Linked DNA regions of Homo sapiens: regions 2, 3 and 4 are each linked to region 1. A link is a contact called in ENCODE Hi-C data. All regions are on one chromosome and are shown on one strand. Each heading gives the region's core, a stretch centred on a gene start or an enhancer-like site at or near the end of the contact. The rest is flanking DNA. Distances are from core to core; before and after follow the strand shown.

The links. Hi-C counts contacts between places; a loop is a spot of excess contacts on that map. Pooled maps may share reads with other maps.
Region 2: a pooled map shows a loop between it and region 1 (13-fold over the local background). The contact joins the promoter of PTPN1 here to the promoter of RBM38 in region 1. A Hi-C loop is called at or near these places in 2 of 37 single-sample maps with no recorded cell type and 7 of 50 pooled maps.
Region 3: a pooled map shows a loop between it and region 1 (8-fold over the local background). The contact joins the promoter of PARD6B here to the promoter of RBM38 in region 1. A Hi-C loop is called at or near these places in 6 of 50 pooled maps.
Region 4: a pooled map shows a loop between it and region 1 (10-fold over the local background). The contact joins the enhancer-like site here to the promoter of RBM38 in region 1. A Hi-C loop is called at or near these places in 2 of 37 single-sample maps with no recorded cell type and 6 of 50 pooled maps.

What each region holds. Positions count from the first base shown.
Region 1 is chr20:57,389,568-57,394,021 of GRCh38, forward strand. It overlaps RBM38 (RNA binding motif protein 38), which reads left to right and starts at 1,829. Exons shown (of 4, transcript NM_017495.6): 1 at 1,829-2,251; 2 at 3,087-3,210; 3 at 3,712-3,766. The coding sequence starts at 2,015. RBM38-AS1 (RBM38 antisense RNA 1) reads right to left here and starts at 3,489. Exons shown (of 2, transcript NR_149006.1): 1 at 2,712-3,489. RefSeq lists silencers at 1,512-1,911, 2,262-2,451 and enhancers at 1,546-2,047, 2,048-2,547, 3,302-3,491.
Region 2 is chr20:50,508,096-50,512,549 of GRCh38, forward strand. PTPN1 (protein tyrosine phosphatase non-receptor type 1) reads left to right here and starts at 2,288. Exons shown (of 10, transcript NM_002827.4): 1 at 2,288-2,495. The coding sequence starts at 2,433. RefSeq lists enhancers at 1,462-2,049, 2,262-2,361 and a silencer at 1,922-2,151.
Region 3 is chr20:50,729,754-50,734,207 of GRCh38, forward strand. It overlaps PARD6B (par-6 family cell polarity regulator beta), which reads left to right and starts at 1,827. Exons shown (of 3, transcript NM_032521.3): 1 at 1,827-2,099. The coding sequence starts at 2,034. RefSeq lists an enhancer at 930-979 and silencers at 1,170-1,379, 1,480-2,269.
Region 4 is chr20:51,398,752-51,403,205 of GRCh38, forward strand. All of the region lies in intron 9 of NFATC2 (nuclear factor of activated T cells 2), which reads right to left. Among named protein-coding and RNA genes, the nearest start is that of MIR3194, 52 kb to the right of the region's middle. RefSeq lists an enhancer at 1,695-2,164. Within about 2 kb of position 1,785, at least 8 of the 41 ENCODE cell types and tissues checked have a DNase peak (open chromatin) inside an H3K27ac peak, as active enhancers do.

The DNA of each region.
Region 1 (4,454 bases), core at 579-3,078:
AAGCACGCGGCCGCGCAGTGGCCGCCTCCCCCGGCCTCTAGGGGGCAAGTGAAGGTCACACTTAAATGAAAGTTTTCAAAGTCGCTTCGAAGGGCCTCCGGCTGGGCCAGAGCTTTCCCCCACCCCACCTTGTTCCATCGTGGATACACTCAACAAACATATCCCAGAGCCCTCTCCTTGCCAGGCCCTCCAGCTTGGGCAAAACATCCCAGGTCCCTGTTCTCGCAGCGCCCAAATAGCAGGGGAGGGGCTCCAGGCAGGCGAACACACAGGGCCGGGGAGGTGGGAAACTCCGCGAAGGAAGGAGAGGAAACCACGCGGGATGAAGGGCAACGGGGGCCGCAAGCGGGGGCAGGAGCGCCAGGAACGAGGAACGAAGGGGGAAGGGAGGAAAGGACGCCCAGGCTTCCGGAAGACTCGGGGGTCCCATCCCCACTGTGCAGAGGGCTAGAGCGGGAGCTGGGGGAGGGAGAGGTCAGAGGTCAAGGCTGCCGCGTGGAGCGTGGGCCGTGGAGTGGGGGAGGGGGCGGGCAGACTCCTCCCCGCCGGCAGCCAGGGCAGAGGGCTGGAGGAAACGCGGAGAACTCCTCGGTGCTGGAGGAAACGAGGGGAACTCCTCGCCGGCCTTGCGGTCCCCCACAGCCCACGGAGTGCCACTCCCAGTCCCCACAGACCCCACCTGCGTCGCCCTGTGCTGAGAGGAGGCCGCAGGGCTGGGGCCGGGAGTGACCCCAATTAGAGCTGCTGTTTCCCAGCTGCATAGGTCCCAACCGCGGGGGCTGGAGATGAGGCGGGCTTGAGGCCCCTAGTCCCGGCTTCAGAGGTGGAGGGTGTGACCCGCAGGTCCGGGATCCCGGGGTCTGTGCAGTCACACGGCCCTTCCCTTCGCTCAGGAAAGCCCGGGGCTGAGTTTCATGCTCAACCGCTGCCAACTTGAAATTCCTAGCTTTTGAATAAGGGGCCCCGCGTTTGCATTTTGCACTGGGCCCCGAAAATTCTGTGGCTGGCCCTGCCTGGTGTGAAGCTCACAGAGCCCCACTATGCGCCGCCTTTCTATGGCTGGGGGCCGGATGAGGGACCCGGGTCTGCTCTTACTCGCCCCAAGGGTCCCTGACACCAGCCCAGAACGGGGTGGAGCTGGAAAGAGCCCACACCTGCTTCCTCTGCCCACCTCATCTCCCGCGGGGCCTCTGAGACCGCCCGGGACCCGCTTCTATCGCGGCACCGTGGTGTAGCTCCCTCCGGGGTCGTATGCTGTATGTTTACTAGCCGAATTCTCAGTCCTGGACGCTCCGTGGGGCCAGGGAATATGATCTGTGCTCCGCTGCAGCCTCGCGCCCAGAGTAAATATCGGTCGGATGAACTAATCTTACATATAAAACAGAAATCATTTCCCTTTTTTAATATGGCACGTGGCTCTTCCCTAAGTCGCCCTGGGTTAAATACCGACTCAATTAACAAGATGCTAAAAACCGTTTACGTTTTTTTACGTTTTTTACGTTTAATTCACCAGACGGTGCGCTCCACGAGGGAAGGGGCCTGGCCTCCCTAGTTCAGGGTTGTGCTTAGTGCCTGCAACCGGCCGGGCCCGCGGGGGCAGCCAGGAGAGAAAGGCGCGCCCAGCGCCCCCAGGCCCGGATCCGCCCTCAGCCCGCGTGCGCTCCCCTCCCCCCTCCCCCCAATCGCCGCGCGCCCGGGTGCGGCTGGGCGGGGTTAGAACTACGCTTCCCGGCGGTCCCCGCGCGCCCGGGGCGGGGCGGGGCCGGCTGGGGGCGGGGCTGAGCTGGCGGGGGCGGCAGGCTACAAAGCCCGGGGGCGGTGCCGGGGCGCAGAGTCCCCGCAGCGCCGGTCGGGAGCGCAGCGCGGCGCACGTCGGCGCGCACGGCGGGACGGGCGCCGGAGTGGTCGGGCCTGGCGGCTGGACGGGCGCCCCTCGCTGCCCCGCGCGCTCCCCGCCGCCCCCCATGAGCGCAGCCCCGCGCGGCCCGGGTCCGTAGGCGGCGGGGCGCCCCCCATGCTGCTGCAGCCCGCGCCGTGCGCCCCGAGCGCGGGCTTCCCGCGGCCCCTGGCCGCCCCCGGCGCCATGCACGGCTCGCAGAAGGACACCACGTTCACCAAGATCTTCGTGGGCGGCCTGCCGTACCACACTACCGACGCCTCGCTCAGGAAGTACTTCGAGGGCTTCGGCGACATCGAGGAGGCCGTGGTCATCACCGACCGCCAGACGGGCAAGTCCCGCGGCTACGGCTTCGTAAGTGGCCCCCGCGCCCGGGCCCGCACCCCGCCGCACACCTTATCGCGGCCCGGGCGCCGAGTCCACTCCGGGGCACACGCCCAGACGGCCCGCTGCCGCCCCCGCCCCAGGCGCCTCCAGCCGGCGCCCGCACCTGCCGCCTCTCCCGGGCGCGCTCCTGCCGGTCCCGCCCCCACCACCCCAGGCCCCGGCCCCCACCCCCACCCCCACCCCCACCCCCACCCCCGGTTTAAAAGGAAGAGCCGCTGTGTTCAATTAGGACTCCTAAGTTGGTGGGGAGGTTTTGGAGCCAGAGGGCACTCGGGATTTCCTGGAGCAGCGGGGGGTGAGGAGCAATGGCTCCACCCCGGGGTGTTAGGAGCTCTTCGGCCTCCCCCATATTTTTAACAGCCCTCTCAGCCGCCCCAAATAAACATCAGCTTAAGTAAAAACGTCTTGAAGACACTTTCCTGCTTACCTTCCAAGCATAGCGTCGCAAACTCCTTCTCAGAGGAAAGTCTCGGCCCTCACTGGTGGGCAAGTCCAGGCGGCCCCCCAAGCTCCCTTCGGGGTTCATTTTTGCCCTATCCCCGCAGGGGATTATTTTTGTCCTTGAAGGCCACATTTCCCAGGCCTTGAACTTTGACGGGAGGAGCTGGAATCCAGGAGGCATCTTTGTGGGAGAGCCCCAGGTAGGGTTCAGAGGAGCTTTGGCTCAAGGACCCTGGGTCACAGGCACCCTCAGAGGAAGGGAAGAGAGGGGTGGCAGCATCCGGTGCCAGGGCGGAGCCGTCTGCCCCTTTCGCCCCTGGTTCCCCCCACGGCAGCCCCTGATGTGTCTCTGCTCCACCAGGTGACCATGGCCGACCGGGCGGCAGCTGAGAGGGCTTGCAAAGACCCGAACCCCATCATCGACGGCCGCAAGGCCAACGTGAACCTGGCATATCTGGGCGCCAAGCCGCGGAGCCTCCAGACGGGTGAGAGCTTGTGTTTTCCTGCCTGGCTCTTCTCGGTTTCTATATTGGGTGTCGGTATCTGTCGGGTGGAAAGAGGCCCCCCCTCCTCGCCCCAGCAGTGGCAGTCGGCTATCATGTGCCTGCAGAGCCGGCACAGGGCAGCCATCCCCCCCTCGAGGATCTAGACCCCTTCTCACAGCGTGTGGCCCAAAGAAGGGGGCGGGGGGCAGGGAGGGTACTGCACCCCAGTTGCCAGCTGTCCTCGCAGGAGGGAGGAAGTGGCCATGGGGCCTGGAGGTTGGGAGTGCCGACACCAGTGGCTGCTGACACCTGCGTCACTCACTGCCACACTTCAGCGGTGTGCCTTGGGGTTCACAAGGGGGAGGCCTGGGAGGGGAGAGGAAGCGGATGATCCCTTTTGACTAGAGGTGTGTGGCTTGTGGGATTCTGCCACCCTGTGTGCAGCCCTTGAGACGTGGCTCGTGCAGCAAGGCCAAGTCCCTGATTGTTCTCTCGTTTTAGGCTTTGCCATTGGGGTGCAGCAGCTGCACCCCACCTTGATCCAGCGGACTTACGGGTGAGTGGACATGGCTGGCTTGGGGTGGGTAGTCCGTGGAGATGAAGTGGAGAGGGCCTTGGGCTTCCTGGGTCTGGAAGGCTGGGGAAATGACAGTTTTCAGACATTTGATTGCGTTTAAGCCAAGGGAGTGAAGAGAAGGCAGATTGCACTTCTCCATCCCTGGCAGAGGCCATACCACCTAGGGGATGGTGAGCCTTGGAGCCTGCCTGCCTTGGTACACACCCCAGCTCCCTTCGCTAGGTGTGTGGCCTCAGTTTCCTCACCCGTAAAATGGGAGTGGTCACAGCACATCTGAGTTCTCTGAATGGAGGGCCTAGGGTGGGCCTGGTGCAGGTAACGCCCTCTTGAAGTGTTTGCTGATGACTCTTAGGGACTGGCAGGCTGAGTTCTTCCCCAGGCACTCCTCTCACCTGTTCTAGTGCTGGGGCAGGTGGTGGCAGTAGGTCATTGCTACCAAGGTCTGATGTTTGTGAACGTTGCTGTAGATACGATGTGTTTGGGGTGGAGGCCACCTGCCTGAGTGGCCTGGCCTATGGGCTTCTAGTCTGACTCATTTACAAGCAGCGCAGCCCACTCTTCTCCATCCTAAAACGCCTCCCACCTCCCTGCCCTTTTTTAAAACATCTAGTAAGTCCTGGCAGCTGCTTGGGGAGGGACACACACACTTAAGGGATACAAAGAGTCC
Region 2 (4,454 bases), core at 1,038-3,537, 6.9 Mb before region 1:
TTCACCATGCTTGTCAGGCTGGTCTCGAATTCCTGACCTCAAGTGATGCACCCACCACGGCCTCCCAAAGTGGTGGGATTACAGGCGTGAGCCACCACAGCCAGTCAGTTTTCTCGTTTATAAAATGGGAATAATAGCACCTGTATTGAAGGGTTGTTGTGGAGATTGAATGGGAATGTGTACTTAGAATTCCAGGCATAGTGCCTGCCACAAGCACTCAAGGAATGAGCTGGAGTTCAGCTGATAATACCAGGCAGTGTCTCTGGGCAACACGGAATGAAGACAATTCTCTCTTCCAGGTTTTCAAACCTCCTGGAATTCACAACGTCCACATGACATGCCAGGCCCAGAGGGGGATGGTTTAAACTGGAGCCTGCAGGAAGGCAACCTGACCAACCTGCTCATGGGTGCTTTAAGGATCATAGGTACGAGAATCAGCTGGAGTTGTTGGTGAAAATGCAGATTCCGGGTCTCATCCCTAGACCAAAGATATCTGAATCATTTGGCGATGGGTCCAGGAACCTGCATTATTCAACACACTTCCCAGGTGACCGTAAATGTCAAAAGACAAAATTACAACAAACTTAAACATCTTAATTGGCTTCATTCATGATTCTAGAATCGGGCAAGACTTCATTCCTCAAAATAGCACAAGTGTCCCAATGAGCTGAGCAGAGGAGGTTGGTTTTATAGACAGAAAAGGGCTGAAAAAAGCAGAAACAAAGAACAAAAAGCAGATTGGTCATTTCAAAGTTACTTTCCTTGTAAGGCAGGAACAGGGAAACAGAACAAGAGAGAAATAACTGATTGGTCGCATCGGGTTACTTCAGGTTACTTTTTGTTGTAAGGATTAAAGCAAAGGGAACTTCATTATGTTGATTAAAACGGTCTGCTTGGGAAATCAGGGTGTGTATCTCTCTTCTGATTTTGTGAAAGGTTATCAGTCTGATGATGTAGAACTTTAGCATGAGTGACTCCATTTTGATTTTTAGTCTAGTCTGTTGAGACCCTAATGCCAGAACTTTTTTTGTTTGTTTGTTTCGCTCTTGTTGCCCAGGCTGGAGTGCAGTGGAGCTATCTTGGCTCACTGCAACCTCTGCCTCCAGGGTTCAAGCGATTCTCCTGCCTCAGCCTCCCAAGTAGCTGGGATTACAGGCATGCGCCACCACGCCCGGCTAATTTTTTTTTTTTTTTTTTTTTTTAGCAGAAACCGAGTTTCACCATGTTGGTCAGGCTGGTCTCGGACTCTTGACCTCAGGTGATCCACCTGCGTCGGTCTCCCAAAGTGCTGGGATTACAGGTGTGAGCCACCACACCCAGCCCTTTTTTTTCAAGACAGGGTCTCTCTCTGCCACCCAAGGTGGAGTGCAGTGGCGCCAAAACAGCTCACTGCAGCTTCCACCTCCTGGGCTCAGGTGATCTTCCTGCCTCAGCCTCCCCAGCAGCTGGGCCCCACCACACCGGCTAATTTTTTAACTTTTAGTAGTGACGAGGTCTGATTCTGTTACCCAGGCTGGTCTGGAACTCCTGGCCTCAAGACATCCGCCTGCCTCTGCCTCCCAAAGTGCTGGGATTACAGATGTAAGCCACCGCGCCTGGGCTCCTATGATTTTTATTTAACATAATGCACCATGGAATTTGTGCTCTGCTTAGTTCAGTCTGAGCAGGAGTTCCTTGATACTTCGGGAAACACTGAAAATCATTCCATCCCCATCCATTCATTCCTGCAGCACCCAAGTGGAAATTCTGCGTTTCAGACAGGGACACTACCCTTAGAGAGCAGTGGGCTTCCCCAGCAGCGTAGTGAAACATGATACTCCTGAGTTTCATGAAAAAAGGGCAGACATCTGGCCAGAGCTGGGAGGCAGGAAATAGAGCACGGTGCCCTCCTCCCATACTCCAGCTTGGATTACTGAGGCTGGGGCCCAGGCCCTGCAGGAAAGGAGGTGCATGACTACTTTAAGGCCACTCACTCTGTGACTCAACGGGCCGGGTCGGGGCTGGAACTCAATGCCCTCCCGGGCCTGGAGAGCCCACGCGCCGTGGGCGGGGCTCCCGGGGTCGCCTAGGCAACAGGCGCGCGCCGCGCCCGAGCCCAGAGCCCCAAAGCGGAGGAGGGAACGCGCGCTATTAGATATCTCGCGGTGCTGGGGCCACTTCCCCTAGCACCGCCCCCGGCTCCTCCCCGCGGAAGTGCTTGTCGAAATTCTCGATCGCTGATTGGTCCTTCTGCTTCAGGGGCGGAGCCCCTGGCAGGCGTGATGCGTAGTTCCGGCTGCCGGTTGACATGAAGAAGCAGCAGCGGCTAGGGCGGCGGTAGCTGCAGGGGTCGGGGATTGCAGCGGGCCTCGGGGCTAAGAGCGCGACGCGGCCTAGAGCGGCAGACGGCGCAGTGGGCCGAGAAGGAGGCGCAGCAGCCGCCCTGGCCCGTCATGGAGATGGAAAAGGAGTTCGAGCAGATCGACAAGTCCGGGAGCTGGGCGGCCATTTACCAGGTGCGGGAGCGCCCCGGAGCGTGGCGGGCCCTTCGCTTAGGCCGCTTGAACATCCCCTCAGACCTCCAGGCCCCAGACTCCCTCTGGGTCTTGCCCTCTGCCTCGCTCCTACTGCTTGAGGATTCGATGGGACAGCGACGCACTGCGTCCCCCCACCCTTTGTCCCCGGGGCGGGCGTGTTTCTCGCCGCAGCGTCGGAGCCCCCTTCGATCCCCCACCTCCCTTCTGTTCTCCAGCTCGGGTGATCTCTCAAGCCGGGGGACCGCCGGTCTGTGCTCTCAACGCGAATCCCTCGCACCCCGACCCCGCCCCCTGCCTGTCCACTCTTTGTCCCCTGGGGTGATTTAGCACCCCCACTATTTCCTTTTCTGGAGTGGACCACCTCAGACTCTCTTCCTTTGTCTCCCTGGGGGAAAAGGTTACTCCCCCCGTCCCTCCTTCACATTTCCTTTCCCCTAGTCTCAGTGTGCGTCGAGTCCCAGAGATGACAGTCCCCTTTCCCCTTTCTGTTCATTCATTTATTGGATAGGAGTTGGCAAGCTTATTCTGTGCTAGGCACCGCTTAGGCATTGGAGGTGGTGTTTGCTAATCAGGACAGGCAAGATCCTAGCCTTAGTGGGGCCTAGAGTCGAATAGGGCAATCAAACACAAAAGCAAATAATTTCAGATAGTGACAGGTGCTGTGAAGAGAACGACTTCCTAACGGGGTACAGGGTGACTGCATAGAAGGCCGGCTGTCTTAGAGAAGGGGATCAGGGAAGGCCTGTCAAAGGAGGAGACATTTGCTTTGTGAGCTGAACCAAGAGGAGCAGAAAGCCGTGAGAATATGGGGCTAAAGAACCTTCTAGCCAGGAGGCCTGCGGTACCCACTCCATTGGGGCCATGATATTATTCTTTCAGGCAGGGACTCAGGAAGGTTAACGTTTTAACCCTCTCTAAAATAGCATCTTTCCTCAATGAGCAGCTTAGTCTTTGGTCGTGGCAGAGATGACCTTGTCTTAGGAGTCATCTCCTTGTGTGTTAAAAAGTTAGGAAAGGAGGGTTTCTCATATATCTATAAAACAAGTAGTTAAAAACACAAAGAGCTCTTCCTTTCACAAGCAGCTGAATAAGATACATACTCCCAATTAAATGTCATTGCGGGGGTTGTTAAGATTAACTAAAACCACACTTGCACAGTATCTTAAATAAGCGATATACAGAATAGAGAGATTTTGTTACTTGTGTAAAGGGAGACAGCAGATGATTCTGTTTTCAGCTTATAGGCTCAAAAGGCAAATTGTGAGATCCATCAGCTGTAGTATTAAAATCTATTTTGAGCTCCGCTTAGAAAGGAAAAAAGGTTTAAGCAGTTCTTTGGTATGCTTGACTAACAAAAGCCTTTTTTTTTGGCAGCCTTGATTTTCATGTGGATTTACATCAAGCTTATTTGACAGGATTCTTTTTATTTGGACTGTAGTGTGTATATTAGTTTCTGCTAGACTAATATTTCTAACCACTGTAATCTATATACTAATAAGTATGATTGATCAGTATATAAAATTTGTATGCCATATCTGGTCTCTGAATTAGCTGAATGAATTCCATAAGGGACTTTGAGACTGTGTAGACAAATTTTCTGCATCAGTTTAATGCAGTAGAGTCTAAAATGTCTTTAAATGAAAATTGTTGGTCTGAAGTGTTGGAGTTGATTATGATACACCCCATCACAGTGGAAGCATTGTGGAGAGAAGTCTTTTCCACTGAAATTGACTGAGTTGACAACAAGAAATACGTATTGTAACTTAGTTCTTAGTTGAATTTTATTTCTTACAATTTTAAGCCAGAGTGGGTTGACCTGTCACCCAAGCATGGTTAAAATTGTATTCAGCATGCAACTAGCATGGAGTGTGTCAGTCTTCAATTCATTTCCTTCATTGTTCTTAAGTTTTTCTGCCACAATTAAACCCCACAAGTTAG
Region 3 (4,454 bases), core at 577-3,076, 6.7 Mb before region 1:
TTTCCGGCTGAACTTGAGTCACCTCCTATGTGCTTTCAAACAGGGGGTGGAGGCAGCTTGCTTATTTATTATACAGCTTGGATTGGTGTCCTTTCCACCTGTGCTGCCACAGGTGGCCAGAAAAACCTTAAATCCTCCCACAAAACGTCTGGTTACCTGAATCCTCCAGAGGGAAAAAAATGAGCTTCTCGCCTTTGAACCCAAGTGGGGCAAAGAGCCTGCAGAAGGGACACCCTCAGTGGCAGCACCCAGCAAAGACCCATCTGAGTACCCGCTGGGAGTCGGGTTCTGTGCCACTCAATGCCAGCAAAGCACAAGCCGTCCCTGCGCCTTCGGGAGCTTTCATTCTAGGCTGGTGGCAGATTACTCACAAAACTCAGATGCACACAAAAATGGGAAACCTGTAACTTGTAACAAGTGCTGGGCAACAGGGGTACAAGTGTTAGGAGGCCTCCGAGGTGGGCAGGGAGATGAGGGGAGGAAGGTACCCTAACCACTCTTCTTGCCAAATCTCAGGTTGGACCTTCCCCTCCACCTCCATTCCCCTGCCCCCTTCCTGGCTTGCAGGTTTCAACAGCTCTTGGATTCCCGGGTCCCACAGGGAGACCTTGGGACCTGGGAATCTCCTCCAGCCAAAAGCTTCAGTCTTCTCCTCTCCTCCCCATGACCCACAGGGTCTGTGTGAAGAGAGGCCGGGCTCTGGGACGTTCAGAGAGGAGGATTCAGCGTTTTGTTGCTCTGGGACACAGCTTGGTCACTCCGGGAAACGAACACAACCTAGAGGCTGTCATTTGTAGAAACAGCGAATGGCCAAGGAATGGCGGGAGGAGGGAAAAGGAAGACTTTTAAAGAAAAAAAAAAAAAGCCCTGAAAGACTGGACTAGAAATCCTCAGGGAGGCTGGGCCTGCAAGGAGCCTTCCCGCGCCTCAGCCCACTTTCCTTCCCTCTCGACCTGACGGACTTAAGGCGTGCAGAGTCTCTTCGGACAAAATGAAGCCAAGAGAGCCCTAAGCTTCTCCCCCAGCAACCGCTGCAGAGGCGGGAAAACTTGAATTTTGCAACCAAGAGTTGCAGCGGGACGCCTAAGCAACGATAAGGGGCGGTGGAGGGGCGTCGTTGGGGGCTGCAGCATCCCAAAGTGGAAGCGGGAAGGGGGCCCGGCTGGAACCGAATAGCCCCGCAGCGCCTCGGCAACCGGACGGGCGGCGCATCCAATCCCCTGGACCGTGCGTGTGACTGGCGCGCGCTAAGCGGCGCGAGCCCCGGCGGAGCCGGGCAACCAGGCGCGCGCTCGCGCGTGCGCAAAAGGCCCACCCAGCCGAGCCCTTCTTCAGGTGCGCTCGCGCTTCCGGCCGGCCTCCCCGCGTGCCTTCCCGGGGCGGAAACTCCAGCACCCGCGCATGCGCCTTCTGGCTCTCCGGCCTGAAGCGGGGCGGAGGGCCATGGCTTCAGGTGATCCCGCCCCTCCCTCGTAGCGCAGGACCAATCGTGCGGTGGTAGGCGGGGTTTTGAGGAGGCAGCCCGCCCACGCACCGCGCGAGGCGTGTATCGATTGGTTGGCGCCGCGGGCGCAGGTGCGCGCTTTCTATTGGGTGTGGGCGGAACGCGAGGGATTGCGGCATCTTCGGGGGCTGCAGGTGAGCGCGCGCACGCGCCGCGGCTGTGGTCCGCTCGGGTGCGCGCGCGCGGGCTCGCGGGGGAGGCGGCAGAGGGAGAGGTTGCGGCGCTTGTGGCCTCCGCTCCGCCCCCTCCTCTCCTCCAGCGCTGTCGCCGTCGCCGCCGGGGCCCGGAGGGAGGGAGCTGCTTCCCCGCCTGCCGCGCCACCAGTCCGACCCTCGGTCCCGCCGTGTGAGCAGCTGGTGGAGTGGAGCTCAGCGCGGACGCCGGAGCTGCGGCCGCCCCCTCTGCAGGTGCCTGTGAGGAGGCGCCCGGGCCGCAACCGCTTTCCGAGATCCCCAGTCGCGCACTCGCTCCCCGCGCTCCTGAGGGGCCGCCCGGCCGGAGGAGGCCGTCGCGGGGCTCGGCGTTCAGCATGAACCGCAGCCACCGGCACGGGGCGGGCAGCGGCTGCCTGGGCACTATGGAGGTGAAGAGCAAGGTGCGCGGGGCCCGGGCTGGGCGGAGCGGCGGGCCTGGGGGGCCGGGGCCTGGGAGAGGCCGGGCCAGGCTCGGAGCGCCGGGGGAGGCGACGGGCTGAGCTGCCCCGGGGTCTGGACGGTGCGGTCGGGAGACTGTGGGTAATAAACTTGCCGAGGAGGGGGTGGCGGGGGTCAGGGGGCGCTAGTGTCCGCCCCTGGCCCGGGCAGGAAGAAGACCTAGTCCAGCATTTAATCTCATTCCGTAAATCTCATTCCCGTGTTCACGGACGGGAGTAGGGGCCAAGGTATATCCAAGGATGGCGCACACTGAGTGAAATGCGAGGCTGCTCAAAAGGTGTAGGAGAATCCTGCCTGCTGGGCTGTGAGTAAAGGGCCCTGGACCACCCCGTTGTTCCCACTTTCTGTGGTTAAGGGGCGCATCGAGTGGCGAAGGAGAGAGCCCAGTGAACTAAACAGCCCTTTAAAAGTTCGCTTTGCTTCCTGCTGGCGCTCTTTCTAGCACTAACTTTGGTATGCATTTAATCTGTAAAATTAGTACTATCACCTTACGTTGGAGTAGCACTTTACAGTTTGACTCTAGATGCTCTTTTCATTCCATCCTGCTACCTACTCACATCAAGTGCTTTTCCCCTTGACCAACGGTATGCCAATCTGCTGATAATTACTTCGGTATTCACTGAATTTCTAAATCTCAAGGCTCAGTGAGCAGGGTAGTCTGTAGGGAGGGATTAGTTAGGGAATGCCTTCCAAAGGGGGTTTTGAGCTGGAATTTGAAGGTGATCGGCAGCCAAGGGAACACTTTCAGCAAGCGTTTCTTGAGTTGAAGAGTTAAAAGGAGCTTAGATAATCTAGCCCAATTCTCTGAGAAGACTGAGGCTTAGAAAGGTTATGACTTCCTCAAGCTGTTTTTTTGCAAAGCCTTCATGCCTTTTTAATAACTTCTAGACATTGCAGAATACAAAACAGGACACTGGCTGGGCCCTGAGAACATTTAAAATAGAATTGAGAAGGCCAAAACACAGAAAAGGAGAAAATTGAAAGTATATCAATTTCAAAAAAAAAAAGTAATGGAGCATCATAGATGGTAAGACTACTAAGGAGTATGTAAAATCAAGGAGTGATTTGAGTGAGGTACAGTGGAGTAAGGAAAGCTTCCTAGAGCCTCTAGGTAGAATAGTTTTATTGTCTAGGGTTGATAAGCAAAGTTCTGTAAGTTTCTGTAACTGAGAATCACATCGAGAAAATCGACATTCGTTTGTAACATCATTAAAAAATGTGATTTGAGTCTGGGCGCGGTGGCTCACGCCTGTAACCCCAGCACTTTGGGAGGCCGAGGCGGGTGGATCACCTGAGGTCAGGAGTGCCAGACCAGCCTGGCCAACATGATGAAACCCCATCTCTACTAAAAATACAAAAAATTTTTAGCCGGCCGTGGTGGCACATGCCTGTAATCCCAGCTACTTGAGAGGCTGAGGCAGGAGAATCGCTTGAATCCGGGAGGTGGAGGTTGCAGTGAGCCAAGTTTGCACCATTGCACTCCAGCCTGGGCAACAAGAGCAAAACTCCATCTCAAAAAACAAAACAAAACAAAAACAAAAACGGCTTGGCACTTACATGAGGATTGGCACTAGTTTCAGAATTAGTAAGAAAAGACGTGTAGTTACAGCAATTTAAGGAATGTGCATGTCCATGTGTCCTCTGTGCACAGCATAGCAAATTGAAGTGACTTGCTTGAGCTATAGCGTTAAGATGACCCAAAATACATAGCAGAACTTTTCCTTTAGCGGTATGGTGGCAGTAGAGGTTCCATGCCCAGTGGTTGAACCTTCTTATGGCATTTTTGTTATAAGTTTAGTTTGGATTTGTGGGAGTTGAGGTTATGGAAAGAAAAACACTTGTGATATTGCATAATCTTAAAATTTTAAGTTTATAGCCCTAATCTTGGTAGCAAGTCTTTAATTTTTTTCCACAGAAAAAAATGAGTAGGAATTCTAAGTATACTGATAAATACAATCAAATAGTAATTTATCTCTAGTACTAAGAAACCTTGAGTGCTTTAAAACTGGAATTTCAGGCTTTTTGCCTTTCTCTTGTCAACTGATTTGTGAATCTTTCACTTACTTCTGTCTAAACTACATGTTGTATATTTGAACTGCCATACTGCACTTTCAGCTAACTGTGTCTTTTAAATAGAATCATACACTGATTCTAGGAACATGTGCTGAATGAAGTCGGTCCCACTATTCTAGCTGTTGACAAATAGGCAAGATATAGGTAGTGAGTGTTTCTAGTATGTCTATGACACCTTATATGTTTCAAATATATATTGCTGATACATTTATTTTCAGTAGATT
Region 4 (4,454 bases), core at 535-3,034, 6.0 Mb before region 1:
ATTTTTGAGAAGAAAAAAAAAAATCACCTTTGATCTCTCTTACGCTTCCAACTCATGCCGATATCATCCAAGCCCAGGAGGGAACTTAACCCTTTGGCTCTAGTTTAAGCCAGAATTCTGCAACATCTTAGCATTTGTGCCAGAATTAACCCAACACTAGGGTAATAATCATGGAGATGAGGGACTCTGTGCAAAGTGCATTACATTATGTGGGGTGTGGGATCAGGGGAGCGTGTTCAGGGTGGACAAAAGGGCTGCTGTGGGTATGTGATGGGGTTTCAAATCATGGCCAACTACAAAGAGAAAATTAAGCTGGTTTCTGCTGCAGTCAAAGGAAAATCAGAATTTCATTAAAGATCTACTCAACTGTTATCTTCCTTCAGGCATCTACAGATACTAAACTGGGCCCCAGTTTCCTTCTTACTAGTGATATCACCTCAGTGGTCAGGGAAATTCATAAAACTGCACATTTTCTTCCTGTTTTTTGTCAACAATGGAAAAAAAAGCTCCTGCCCTATCAGAACAACGAAGGCACTTGAATGAGACCTGGGGAGTCTATTGTAAATAATACTCCTCTCTACATGTGTACAATGCCTGTGGCTTTCAAAACACCTGTCTTCCCAATCCCCTTTGGCCGAATTGGAATACCCAAGTCCATTCCAAATGCCTGATTTAGAAATGTTTTCTGAGTCCAATTTCTTACAGGGAATAATGCAGCGTTATTAGAAATGTCAAGTAAACTAGGATGCTTTTTCAAATAGAGGCATAAGCTCCCTGAAATCTCATCTTCAAGGGAGACAGAATGCTCAATAAATGAGATCCTTTCAGCGCTTATGCAGTTAGAGGCCTGGATTTCCCAATGTTGGGCTCCAACAGGAATTGGCTAGTTGGGGTTGGCTACTGCTGCCCTGGGGCAAAAGAAGCACTTCATCTCTCCTCCTTTTCTGACCATGCATCTCAGGCCATCTCCCAAAGCAAACATTTCCAGGTGGATGTGGCCCTAAGGCAGCTCCCACACTAAACTGCCCAGTCTCCACTTGAAACTGACTTCTTCCAAGTCCAAGAGCAGACAGTACTGTCGGATAATTCACTCAGGGCCTTAAAATACCACCTCTATCCTGACGATGGCCACATTAATGTTTTTAACCCAGACCATCACTCCTGAATTTCAGATTGCAATATCTACCTGCCCAAACTTCACAGGGCCAAAACCAATCTCTGGATCCTCACCCCTCCTCCCCGTGTCTCACCTGTTCCCATGATGGGAAACACACATTCTCTCTTTCCAGTTGTTCAGGCCAACCTGTGTGTTCCCTGACTCCTTGTTCACAGCCCACATCCCACCCACCCATACATGCTTCTGGATTTACCCCAGGTAGCCAGAAACCAACAACCTCCACTGCCACCCCGGCCCTACAGCAAGGTGATCCTGTTGGAACTGATGTTAGAGCACGCCACTCCCTGTTTTGCTCAGCTGACAGCTCTAAAGTTCTGTAATGACCAACACGTTGTCACTTTATCCATATCTACTCATTTAAGGAGCACTTCAGTGGATCTCAGGCATCAGGCACAGGTCTGAAGTCACACCCTTGGAGGAGTCGTTCGAATCTAGTTGGAACCCCAGGGACCAGGTTCTTCAGACCATCCACCCAGAACACGAGTTCTCTCTCCAAACCTTCAAACACCAAACCACATGGTGCCCAGTGTTAATATGGGGGGTGGGGGGGCACAATGGCGCTATCTCAGGGGACTCGAGAAACCAAGCCCTGTTCTGTCACCTTCTCAGAGAAATAGAAAGCATCACATGATGGCTCCGTCTGCAGCATTCGGAGGTGCAGCTTCCTGTTTAGTCATAGAGTTTCACTCTTTGTCAGCTTCTTTGTGGAAGACAGAGGCAGGGCCTGTCTTCATTCAACTGAGGCCCGAAATCAACTCGGGACCAGGCCACCGCCAAACACCCTCCTCCGCAGGTGGCTACTCGCTCTGCCTTCCTTCATCCTCACAGACATCTCCGGGGGTGGTGGTGAGAGTTCCATTTCTCAGGTCAAGTTAGTAAGGCAGAGAAAGATGGGGCGACTTGTCCAGGAACAGCCTCCTAGCATTGGGTAGAGACCAGATGTGGCCCCAGCTCTATGGGTACTAGTCCTGGGCTAGGGTTTCCCCAATTTGAAAGATCTTCTGGCTGCCCTGGGGCCTCTGTTAAAATGTAGACTCACATCAGAAGCTGTTGGAACATAAGCACTTCAACAGTGCCTCTGCCTCAGTCTCCCCAGCCACGAGATGGGGATGAGAACACTTCCTTGGCAAAGTCACTGAGGATTAAATGAGATGCTATAGGCCAGGCACAGTGGCTCATGCCTGTAATCCCAGAACGTTGGGAGGCCGAAGTGGGTGGATCACTTGAGGTCAGGAGTTTAAGACCAGCCCGGCCAATATGGTGAAACCCCGTCTCTACTAAAAATACAAAAATTAGCTGGGTGTGACGGCAGGTGCCTGTAACCTCAGCTACCTGGGAGGCGGAGGTTGCAGTGAGCTGAGATGGTGCCACTGTACCCCAACCTAGGCAACAGAGCAAGACTGTCTCAAAAAAATAAAAATAAATGAGATGCTATAGCTGGCTCATTGGCATGTGTTTATTAAGCCCACAATATGGTCCCCTAAAGAAGATGGAAGAGAAAGAGACAAAGACCAGTCTAAAAGAGGCCATTCCAATAACCAAGGATACCATTCTGTTTCCCTACATATTTAAATGGGAGGTAAGTCCATTGATCCACGTGAATGTGCTGGTCAGTTGTCAGTAATATGGAGATGCGGACGTCAAGAGAAAAGGCAGTATTTAGACTTACTACATGGTCCCTAAGTGTCATCTACAAATCCTCCCAAAGACACAGGGGTACCTCAAAAACCACAATTACTTTTGCGCCAACCTAATACAAGGTTACAGCCTAAGACCTATACAGTGGCCTTGCATTTTTACCCCAGGCATAAACTGGTGAGTCATCCCACTGATCCTATGGACTAGGTGATAATTTAAGATGTAAATTAGAAGTGGTTCACTGATGAGCTTAATCAATGGTGATAATTTTCATAAAAACACAAGGTGTCAACAAATAGCCATTACAGACAAAAGTACAGACCCAAGAATCTGTCTCCTTGACAAATATACAACTAGCTTCCCAGACTTCTGAGCTCACAGGCATGCACGTTTGAATGGGATGGAATTTAAGGGAAACCCTGCGTGCATCTCCGTGGTGGAACCAATGGGAATCAGGCACTGGTCTAAGGGACGTCCAGTTTTGTGTTTCTACAATGCAAGTCAGATGTCCCCTCCTAGCCAGTGTAGAATATGCTACCATCATCTCCATTGTCTGCTTTTTTGCAATGATTGCACATCAACTTACAATCTACGGAGAAACAATTGGTGACTTTCTCAACTAAGCTGCCCGACAAGGAAGGACTAACCAACTGTGTAAACTCAGACCTGAACTGCCCATTTCTATTCTCCAATTCAGCAGAATTTCTTCTGATTACATGCAACTAAGCTGCACCTCTCCTATCAAGCAACCACACGGCTTCTAAAGTAGCAACCACAGGCAGGAAAGCATTCTAAACAAACCACAGTTTACTTCCTTGTCCTTCAGCCAGTTCATCACCACCTCGGCCCCAACCCTCTGCTAAGAAACATCAGCCAACAGCACAAGCCCTGCAAAATAACTTGCTGCCTTTGGAAAAAAAAAAAGGCAAAAGAAAAGCACTTGTTACTATATTGAATTGAGACATAGGAAACAAACAGTAATTCAAACCCACAAATCAGCCTGTGATCACAAATGAGATAATAAAATAAATACCTGAGTTTTGGGGAAGACATATACCATAAACCCCCTCTGGGGGTTAGAGGAATTAACCAAACATTTCTTTTAAGACATTTGAGTATATGCCTCTTTGCTTATCCAAGAGAGATGGAATTGTAAGCAGGTCAGACACTCCCAGGTGGATTAGCAGGTGGGAGCAGTAAGAAAGATTTCCACCCTAACTTGCTTTGCTCATGTCACAGAATCATGCAAAACCTCCCCCTCTTCTGGGAGAAGGGGCAAAACCCCTGGCCTGGCTTCATAAAGATATTTCTTCAAATACCAACATGGCCCCTGATTCTTAGAAAGAATTCACTGGATATTTATTGAATTTCCAGTCCAGTCTCCATCTCGCCCTCCCATAAGTTCACCTTCCAGATCATTCTATGTTTACCCACATATGCCAGGACCAGCTCACAGCACAGGCCCAACATGGGACACACCTCCCCCCAACACATCCACATTCTCCCGAAGCCCAACTCAAGCGCACGTCCTGGAAGCAGAGGCATCCCTGGCCATGTCACAGTTTCTTCCACAAACCTTTGGATCTATCTTTTGTATTTTAAGTCTTGGATTTCCCATAAGAGATGTCAACCATACTCC